2 separate regions of the Homo sapiens genome follow, and region 2 is linked to region 1. Evidence: chromatin loops called from intact Hi-C (ENCODE). Cell type or tissue: CD4-positive, alpha-beta T cell. All regions are shown on one strand. Region 1 holds the start of OR4C6 (olfactory receptor family 4 subfamily C member 6). Region 2 has its middle 12 kb from the start of OR4C11.

Region 1 (5,000 bases):
TTTCTAAGTACAAATGCACATATGAAAGAATAAGTCATCCTTAATAAATTGAAAAGTGTTCCAGAAGTCAAAATTAGAACCTGGTGTATGTGACTCACATTCCTTGCTCTGTGTTTTACACTGCACAAAGTCCCTTTGTCCCTCCTCTGGGCCTTTGTACATCTGCTCCACCTGCTGGGAGTAGCCCCTGGTCTTACTTTATCTTAGCCACAGTCTAGCTTTAAGGCTTAAATCATTTCTTTTCTTTCATTTCTTTATGAAAACAGTTCAGTTATTTCTATTCAACAGTTATTTCTATTGTCATTATTTTACCTGCCCTTTATTTAAGAAAATAGGTCACATTTGACAATTTTTTGGATTATCTGTTGTCTACTTAAATTAGTAGGAAAAGTGAGGGAACTATGAAGAATTAATTATAATTGCCTCTGTCTTTCCTAGAACAGCTCTTTAAAAAAGAATTCCTTACTACCTACCGTGCAAGAACATGCCATGAAGGTGGCTGATGGTGTGATTCAAGATTGAACTGGAAGTTCAAGGTACAGTTTAATTATTGATGTAGGCTGAATTGTCTAGGAATACACAGGGTAAAAGATGACAGTTAGAAAATGTCATCATTGAGCTTATTGGATAGGGAAATAGCAACCAGACTCTAGAAGAGATTTACTTTCACACATGGAGGATGGGCTGGCACCAGCATTATCTATGTCCCACTGCTCACTGCAGTTTCCTTCCAATTGATAAATGATATTGATGTCCACTGCAACTTTACTATTCCCAGGAACTCTGAGATATGTGGAAGAAGTAGCAATTCTTAAGCATTTGCTTATGGAAATAAGAGAAACATGTAATAAACATAAAGTAATGATATATAGAAAACACATCTTGTGAGTGGGTGGAGAAATATTCAGACTGGTGAAAGTGGCGGTAGGCAGTGGGGAGAATTGGTTGACTGAGGGCATAGACAGAGGCACTAGGCAAGCCTGGACTTTACAGACATGTGACATGATCAGGAAAACCAACACGAATACTGCACTCCCACCCTTTATGGGTATTACCTCCATTAGCCTTCACAGCAGTTTTGTGAGCCATCAGGTGAAAATACTGGGGCGCTGTGAGGCAAAGGAGTTGGTAGCCTGGGCATCGGAGTTAGTCACATGCCTGCAAGAAACTGTGAGGCAGCTATGCAATTTCTCTAAGCCTCAGTTGCTGCTTCAGAAAATCCAGTCATAATACTTATTTCATATGGCCGTTCATGATAATCAAATGAGAAAAAGATGTTTAGTCATTGCCCATAATCAGTAAGTAATACAAACATGGTAGCTATGGCTTCTCTTTCACTAATTGTGCTGTTGCAGAAATTGAGGACTGGGGAGGTTGAGATTACAAAGCCAGTATGTAGCCTGGCTAGGACTTAGAGGTAGGTTTGCTGTGTCTGAATTCAGGAACATACCCTTTGAACAGAAGATTAAGTATGGAAAAAAATAACAGGGTATGAGTCTGGCAGGAAGTAAGTGGGACTGATGGTGGAATAAATACAGTGAAGCACATGAGAAATGAAGTCCAAACAGTAAGAGAAAAGGGGCTGGTGATGAGACCTGAATGTCAGTTGGAAAAGTTCAATTCTGTTCCGTATCAACACAGGGTCATACTAGGTCCCAAACTTAAGGACAGACAGGGCATATATATTCTAGAATAGCGGCTTTCATTTTTCTGAACATGAAATGAACAACCCCTCTAAGGAAATCCTACCCAGAGACATAAACAATTAATGCAAATAACAACTGAGTGTTTGTGTTTGAAGAGGACAGAGCCAGTCCTGCTGATACTCATCTAGGAAACCATCCTTATACTGCAGATGAGAAAACCAGGTTTCGGAGATGCCAGCAGCATGCTCAAATACAGATTAAGTTAGTGATGCAAAGTGGAATAAAATCTACTTGTCATTTATTGACTCCCAAGCCAGCGTTCCTTTAACTTCACAAGGATTGTTGCAAGAAAGTACTCAGTCCTGGGGCTAGGGAGGAGAGGATGAGATTAAGTAATATATGGCACTTCCACAGTTTCCTGTGGTTGTTCTGCATTCAGTGTAAGGGATGGGGGTGGAGTGGGCTACTGAAAAGCAGGAGTGACTTCTTAGCATTAACAGAGGGGCATAATCCAAATATCAATGTGAAGCTTTGCTTTTTGCAAAATTTCTTAGATGTGGCATCCAGGTCTGCTTTATAGTCCCTAGTAATATGAGGCATTCTTTACTGCAGGTTTTTCTCTTGGTTGCAGTAGTAACTTCCCTGAAATACAATCTATTCTTCTCTTCTCATGTGGTGGGATATACTAGGTATGAATCGAAGCCGTGTGAGCAAAATGCCAGCTCCACCACAAAATAGTTATATAATCTCGTGCAAGATATTTAACTCCTAAGGGCTTTGGTCTCTCTTTACGATGGGAGTAGTATAGGTACCTACCTCATGTGGTATCATGAGGTTTAAATGAAATAATATGGCTAACATATCTGGCATAGTGCCCAGCAGCATTGTTAGCCTAAAAGCTAATTGCTTAGTTGTTGTCATTATGCTCTGAAATCCTTTGTTCCATTTAGGAAACAGAGGAAACTGAAAGGAATGACTCAGGCTAATTCAAGGTTCAAGTCAGTTGTATTGGGGATCTGGAGTTTTGCTGAACCATGATGGTTTATAATCTTCATTACTGAACAATGAAGTCAGGGATTATATAGTAACTACTTTTAGGTATATGATGATCATTTAAAATTTAGAAGAAAAGCACACAATTGGAAAAGAATCAATATTTTTTTAAAAAGCACAAGAATAACCTACTTCATCACATTATTTTTAAGATAAGCAGGATAATAATTGTAATATACTTAGCATAGTGATTGGTGAATGATAAATCTCACAGCATAATTACTAGAGAAGCTGTATTGATATTTGAGGGTACTGATTCCGGCATCAGAATATAAGGTCCAAATTCTAGCTTCACTACTGAAGAGCTATGTGACCTTGCTTAAGGTTCCTAAACTGTATGAGAGTACGTTCCTGTTTCTGTAAAACAAAGCCAATCATAGAATTATTCTAATGCCTGGAATAAGGAATTGCCTCCAAGGTGAGGTAGGTGCTAAAAAAGTTATCTATTAATAATAACTATTATAAAGGTAGGACAAGGAGGAAAAAATCTATTTCACATAGAAACACAATTTAGAAAGGGAGGAGAAAAGGCTTGGGGAAGCCTTGCATAAATAAAGTATTTCCCTTTTAAATTATTTATTTAGCACATTCTTAGAAGTCAAATGCCTAGATGGAGAATACATGGGTAAAAACAAAGAACAAATTCCCTGAGGTCCTGGAAATACAAGAAGCCAAATTAGTCACTAATTATAAATCATATCTTGCTTATTTAGGATTCTCAACTCTCAGCTGGAACTCATATCAACACCTGAGAAATGGAAAATCAAAACAATGTGACTGAATTCATTCTTCTGGGTCTCACAGAGAACCTGGAGCTGTGGAAAATATTTTCTGCTGTGTTTCTTGTCATGTATGTAGCCACAGTGCTGGAAAATCTACTTATTGTGGTAACTATTATCACAAGTCAGAGTCTGAGGTCACCTATGTATTTTTTTCTTACCTTCTTGTCCCTTTTGGATGTCATGTTCTCATCTGTCGTTGCCCCCAAGGTGATTGTAGACACCCTCTCCAAGAGCACTACCATCTCTCTCAAAGGCTGCCTCACCCAGCTGTTTGTGGAGCATTTCTTTGGTGGTGTGGGGATCATCCTCCTCACTGTGATGGCCTATGACCGCTACGTGGCCATCTGTAAGCCCCTGCACTACACGATCATCATGAGTCCACGGGTGTGCTGCCTAATGGTAGGAGGGGCTTGGGTGGGGGGATTTATGCACGCAATGATACAACTTCTCTTCATGTATCAAATACCCTTCTGTGGTCCTAATATCATAGATCACTTTATATGTGATTTGTTTCAGTTGTTGACACTTGCCTGCACGGACACCCACATCCTGGGCCTCTTAGTTACCCTCAACAGTGGGATGATGTGTGTGGCCATCTTTCTTATCTTAATTGCGTCCTACACGGTCATCCTATGCTCCCTGAAGTCTTACAGCTCTAAAGGGCGGCACAAAGCCCTCTCTACCTGCAGCTCCCACCTCACGGTGGTTGTATTGTTCTTTGTCCCCTGTATTTTCTTGTACATGAGGCCTGTGGTCACTCACCCCATAGACAAGGCAATGGCTGTGTCAGACTCAATCATCACACCCATGTTAAATCCCTTGATCTATACACTGAGGAATGCAGAGGTGAAAAGTGCCATGAAGAAACTCTGGATGAAATGGGAGGCTTTGGCTGGGAAATAACTGCAATGCTGAGAACATCATGTATTTCCCAAAAGGAGAAGTCATTCTTTCAGAAATGTGTAAGAGCTAAAACTGTCCATTCCTCGGTGGCTGTCAAAGGAAGCTTTTTTTGAGACAGAGTCTCACTGTGTCACCCAGGCTGGAGTGCGGTGGCACTATCTTGGCTCTGCAGTCTCCACCTCCTGGGTGATTATTCTGCCTTAGCCTCCCCAGTAGCTGGGACTACAGGCACGTGCCATGACACCCGGCTAATTTTTTTATATTCAGTAGGATGGAATTTCACCCTGTTGCCAAAGCTGGTCTTGAACTCCCGAGCGCAAGTGATTCCCCTGCCTCTACCTCCCAAAGTGCTGGGATTACAGACATGAGCTCTGTGCCCGGCAGAGAGGAAGCTTTTAAAATTGTAAAACTGGGTTTATGATTCAGATTCTGTGCAAATTAGATATTATGATACTTTACTGCTTTATACCCTTCCCTAGCTTCCCATTGTCTTAGAAACAAATATCAATAATATAATATATATTCAATAATTTAATGAGTGATGTGATTAGAAGTTTGAATCAATAGGTGAATAAATTGTATAAGGAAAATGACTATTTGAAAAAGAGATATTTAA
Region 2 (5,000 bases), 68 kb before region 1:
TGCATTCCTGTAATCCTAGCACTATGGGAGATGGAAGCAGGATGATCCTTTAACCTCGGGAGTTTGAGGCAAGCCTGGGCAATATAGTGAGATCTTGTCTCCACACACAAAAAATAATAATTAAGAATTTAAAAAAATAGCTGGGTAGGTGGTGCATGCATGTAGTCTCAGCTATTTGGGATGCTGAGGCTGGAGGATGGGTTGAATCCAGGAGATTGAGGCTGCAGCGAGCCATGATTGCACCACTGCACTCTAACCCTAGGCAACAGAGTGAGACCCTGTCTTACAAAAATAATAATAAAAATAAAATAAAATAAAATAATTTTATTATTTTTGATGCTATACTAAATGGGATTGTTTTCTTAATATCTTTTCCAGTGATTTTGTCATTAGTGTACAGAAATTCAACTAAATTTTGTATATTGACTTGTGTTCAGCAACTTTACGGTATTTTTTGAGGTCTAGCATGTTTGTATTTGTTTTTGTATTTTGTTATGTCATCTTTAAACAGGCATAATTGTGCTTCTCTTTTCCCATTTGGATGTCTTTTATTTCTTTATCTTGCCTAATTGATCTGGCTAATACTTTCAGTACTAATTTAAATATAAAAATAAATTTTGAGAATGGACATCCTTGTCTTGTTTCAGTGGACCTGTTCATTTTTAAACATGAGGTGCTATTATTTTATGTCAGACTCTCTCCCTTCAGAACACTAAATAATGGATTTTTAAAATTATTTATTTTTATTTTTTTCAATATTCAATATTATCCAAATTATTTATTTTTATTTTTATTTTTTGAGACAGGACTGGAGTCCAGGTTGAAGTCTAGTGATGCTATCATAGCTCACTGCAGCCTCGAACTCCTGGACTCAGTGATACTTCTGCCTTATCCTGCAGAGTAGCTGGGACTATAGGTATGAGTCACCACACCTGGCTAACAATTTCTTTATGTATTTAGATGCTCTGCTGTTCAATTGGGTGCAGTCATAGTTAATTGTTATGTCTCTTGGTGAATTTATCCTTTTATCATTATATTAATAGAATTATCTTCTTTGTCTCTTTTCACAGTTTTTGGCTAAAGGCTTATTTTGAGATATAAATATAGCCACCTCTGCTTTCTTTTGGTTTCCATTTGCATGGAATATTTTCTTCCATCCCTTCACTTTTAATTTATGTGTGTTCTTACTAGTAAAATGAGTCTCTTATAGGCAGCATATTGTTGTATATTGTTTTTTAATCCAATCAGTTGCTGTAAATGTTTTTATTGGAGAATATAACTCATTTATATTTAAGGTAACTATCAATAGGTAAGAACTTACTACTGCCATTTACAATTTGTGTTCTGATTTTTTTACTTTTTTCATTTTTTTCAGATCTTTTGATTCTTCCTGTCTTGTCTTCTTTTGTAGTTTGAAGGTTTTATGTGGTGGTGTGCTTTGAGTCCTTTTCATGTTAGGTGCAAATACTACAGGTTTTTGCTTCATGGTAAACATGGAGCTTACATAAAATATCTTAATCTTATAACAGTATACTTTGAGCTGATAACAACTTTCCTTTCATTGCATAGAAAAACTCTATACTTTCATCCCATTCACTTTTTAGGATTTTGATGTCAACATTTATATTTGTTTTTGTAATTTTTATGCCTTAACAATTTATTGTAGCTACAGTTGTTTTCAATAGTTTTGTCTTTTAAAACTTACGTAGTGATACAACTTTTTTTACACACTAACCTTACAGTATTAGAGAACTCTGAGTATGAATTACTTATGCCGTTGACATATTTTTAGTTTCATATGTGTCATGTCATAAATTTTAGACTTTTGGTAATTCCTCTGAAGACCTCCTGGTGATGAACTCCCTTAACTTTTGTTTGTCTGGGAACGTTTTTATTTCTCCTTTTTTTCTGAAGAACAGATTTGCCAGGTAAAGTATTCTTAGTTGACTGTTTGTTTGTTTGTTTGTTTTCAGCACGTTGGATATGTAACCCCAATTTCTTCTTGCCTAAAGAGTTTGTGCTGAAAAATCTTCTGAAAGCTGTATTTGGGCTTCTTTCAGTGTGCATTTCTTTTTATACTTTAAGTTTTAGGGTACATGTGCACAATGTGCAGGTTATTTACATATGTATACATGTGCCATGGTGGTGTGCTGCACCCAGTAACTTGTCATTTAACATTAGATATATTTCCTAATGCTATCCCTCTCCCCTCCCCCCACCCCACAACAGGCCCTGGTGTGTGATGTTCCCCTTCCTGTGTCCATGTGTTCTCATTGTTCAATTCCCACCTATGAGCGACAACAGGCGGTGTTTGGTTTTTTGTCCTTGCGATAGTTTGCTGAGAATGATTGTTTCCAGCTTCATCTATTTCTCTACAAAGGACATGAACTCATCATTTTTTATGGCTGCATAGTATTCTATGGTGTATATGTGCCACATTTTCTTAATCCAGTCTATCATTGTTGGACACTTGGCTTGGTTCCAAGTCTTTGTTATTGTGAATAGTGCTGCAATAAACATAGGTGTGCATGTGTCTTTATAGCAGCATGATTTATAATCCTTTGGATATATATCCAGTAATGGGATGGCTGGGTCAAATGGTATTTCTAGTTCTAGATCCCTGAGGAATCGCCACACTGACTTCCACAATGGTTGAACTAGTTTACAGTCCCACCAACAGTGTAAAAGATTTCCTAATTCTCCACATCCTCTCCAGCACCTGTTGTTCCCTGACTTTTTAATGATTACCATTCTAAATGGTGTGAGATGGTATCTCATTGTGGTTTTGATTTGCATTTCTCTGATGGCCAGTGATGATGAGCACTTTTTCATGTGTCTTTTGGCTGCATAAATATCTTCTTTTGAGAAGTATCTGTTCATATCTTTGCCCACTTGTTGATGGGGTTTTGTTTTTTTCTTGTAAATTTGTTTGAGTTCATTGTAGATTCTGGATATTAGCCCTTTGTCAGATGAGTAGGTTGCGAAAATTTTCTCCCATTCTGTTGGTTGCCTGTGTACTCTGATGGTAGTATCTTTTGCTGTGCAGAAGCTCTTGAGTTTAATTAAATTCCATTTGTCAATTTTGGCTTTTGTTGCCATTGCTTTTGTTGTTTTAGACATGAAGAGCTTGTCCATGCCTATGTACTGAATGATATTGCCTAGGTTTCCTCTAGGGTTTTTATGTTTTTAGGTCTAACATTTAAGTCTTTAATCCATCTTGAATTAATTTTTGTATACGGTGTAAGGAAGAGATCTAGTTTCAGCTTTCTACATATGGCTAGCCAGTTTTCCCAGCACCATTTATTAAATAGGGAATCCTTTCCCCATTTCTTGCTTTTGTCAGGTTTGTCCAAGATCAGATGGTTGTAGATATGCAGCATTATTTCTGAGGGCTCTGTTCTGTTTCATTGATATATATCTCTGTTTCGGTACCAGTACCATGCTGTTTTGGTTACAGTAGCCTTGTATTATAGTTTGAAGTCAGGTAGCATGGGGCCTCCAGCTTTGTTCTTTTGGCTTCAGATTGACTTGGCAATGTGGGCTAGTTTTTGGTTACATATGAACTTTAAAGTAGTTTTTTCCAGTTCTGTGAAGAAAGTCATTGGTAGCTTGACGGGGATGGCATTTAATCTATAAATTACCTTGGGCAGTATGGCCATTTTCACGATATTGATTCTTCCTACCTATGAGCATAGAATGCTCTTCCCTTTGCTTGTATCTTCTTTTATTTCATTAAGCAGTGGTTTGTAGGTCTCCTTGAAGAGGTCCTTCACATCCCTTGTAAGTTGGATCCCTAGGTATTTTATTCTCTTTGAAGCAATTGTGAATGGGAGTTCACTCATGATTTGGCTCTCTGTTTGTCTGTTATTGGTGTATAAGAATGTTTGTGATTTTTACACATTGATTTTGTATCCTGACACTTTGCTCAAGTTGCCTATCAGCTGAAGGAGATTTTGGGCTGAGATGATGGTGTTTTCTGGATATACAATCATGTCATCTGCAAACAAGGACAATTTGACTTCCTCTTTTCCTAATTGAATACCCTTTATTTCCTTCTCCTGCCTGATTGCCCTGGCCAGAACTTCCAACACTATGTTCAATAGGAGTTGTGAGAGAGGGCATCCCTGTCTTGTGCCAGTTTTCAAAGGGAATGCTTCCAGTTTTTGCCCATTCAGTATGATATTGGCTGTGGGTTTGTCATAGATAGCTCTTATTATTTTGAGATATGTCCCATCAATACCTAATTTATTGACAGTTTTTAGCATGAAGCATTGTTGAATTTTGTCAAAGGCCTTTTCTGCATCTATTGAGATAATCATGTGGTTTTTGTCTTTGGTTCTGTTTATATGCTGGATTAGGTTTATTGATTTGTGTCTGTTGAACGGGCCTTGCATCCTAGGGATGAAGCCCACTTGATCATGGTGGATAAGCTTTTTGATGTGCTGCTGGATTTTGTTTGCCAGTAGTTTATTGAGTATTTCTGCATCGATGTTCATCAGGGATATTGGTCTAAAATTCTCTTTTTTTGTTGTATCTCTGCCAGGCTTTGGTATCAGCAGTATGCTGGCCTCACAAAATGAGTTAGGGAGGATTCCCTCTTTTTCTATTGATTGGAATAGCTTCAGAAGGAATGGTACCAGCTCCTCCTTGTACCACTGGTAGAATTCGGCTGTGAATCCATCTTGTCCTGGACTTTTTTTGGTTGGTAGGCTATTAATTATTGCTGCAATTTCAGAGCCTGTTATTGGTCTATCCTAGCCAGTTGCGGGATAGAATCTGGTGTGAAGTTTGCTAAGCCTGTTGGAAAAGCGGAGTACTAGGGTGAGAGTAACCCAATTTTCCAGGTGCCATCTGTCACCTCTTTCTTTGCCTAGGAAAGGGAATTTCCAGACCCCTTGTGCTTCCCAGGTGAGGCGATGCTTCACCCTGCTTCGGCTCATGCTCAGTGTGCTGCACCCACTGTCCTGCACCCACTTTCCAACATTCCCCAGTGAGATGAA

What was found. Hi-C counts contacts between places; a loop is a spot of excess contacts. Peaks named below come from ENCODE experiments on the same cell type or tissue, not always from the same donor. Only the 100,000 strongest peaks of a DNase experiment are listed, where the experiment ranks them.
Region 2: a loop joins it to region 1, with 25 times the contacts of the local background. A loop is called at or near these places in 12 of 110 quality-filtered maps.

Annotation. Positions count from the first base shown.
Region 1 is chr11:55,661,713-55,666,712 of GRCh38, forward strand. OR4C6 (olfactory receptor family 4 subfamily C member 6) reads left to right here and starts at 489. Exons shown (of 2, transcript NM_001004704.2): 1 at 489-536; 2 at 3,413-4,384. The coding sequence starts at 3,455. The coding sequence ends at 4,384. In CD4-positive, alpha-beta T cell, no CTCF peak of the experiment used is centred here; no DNase peak of the experiment used is centred here.
Region 2 is chr11:55,593,499-55,598,498 of GRCh38, forward strand. No RefSeq gene overlaps it. Among named protein-coding and RNA genes, the nearest start is that of OR4C11, 12 kb to the right of the region's middle. In CD4-positive, alpha-beta T cell, no CTCF peak of the experiment used is centred here; no DNase peak of the experiment used is centred here.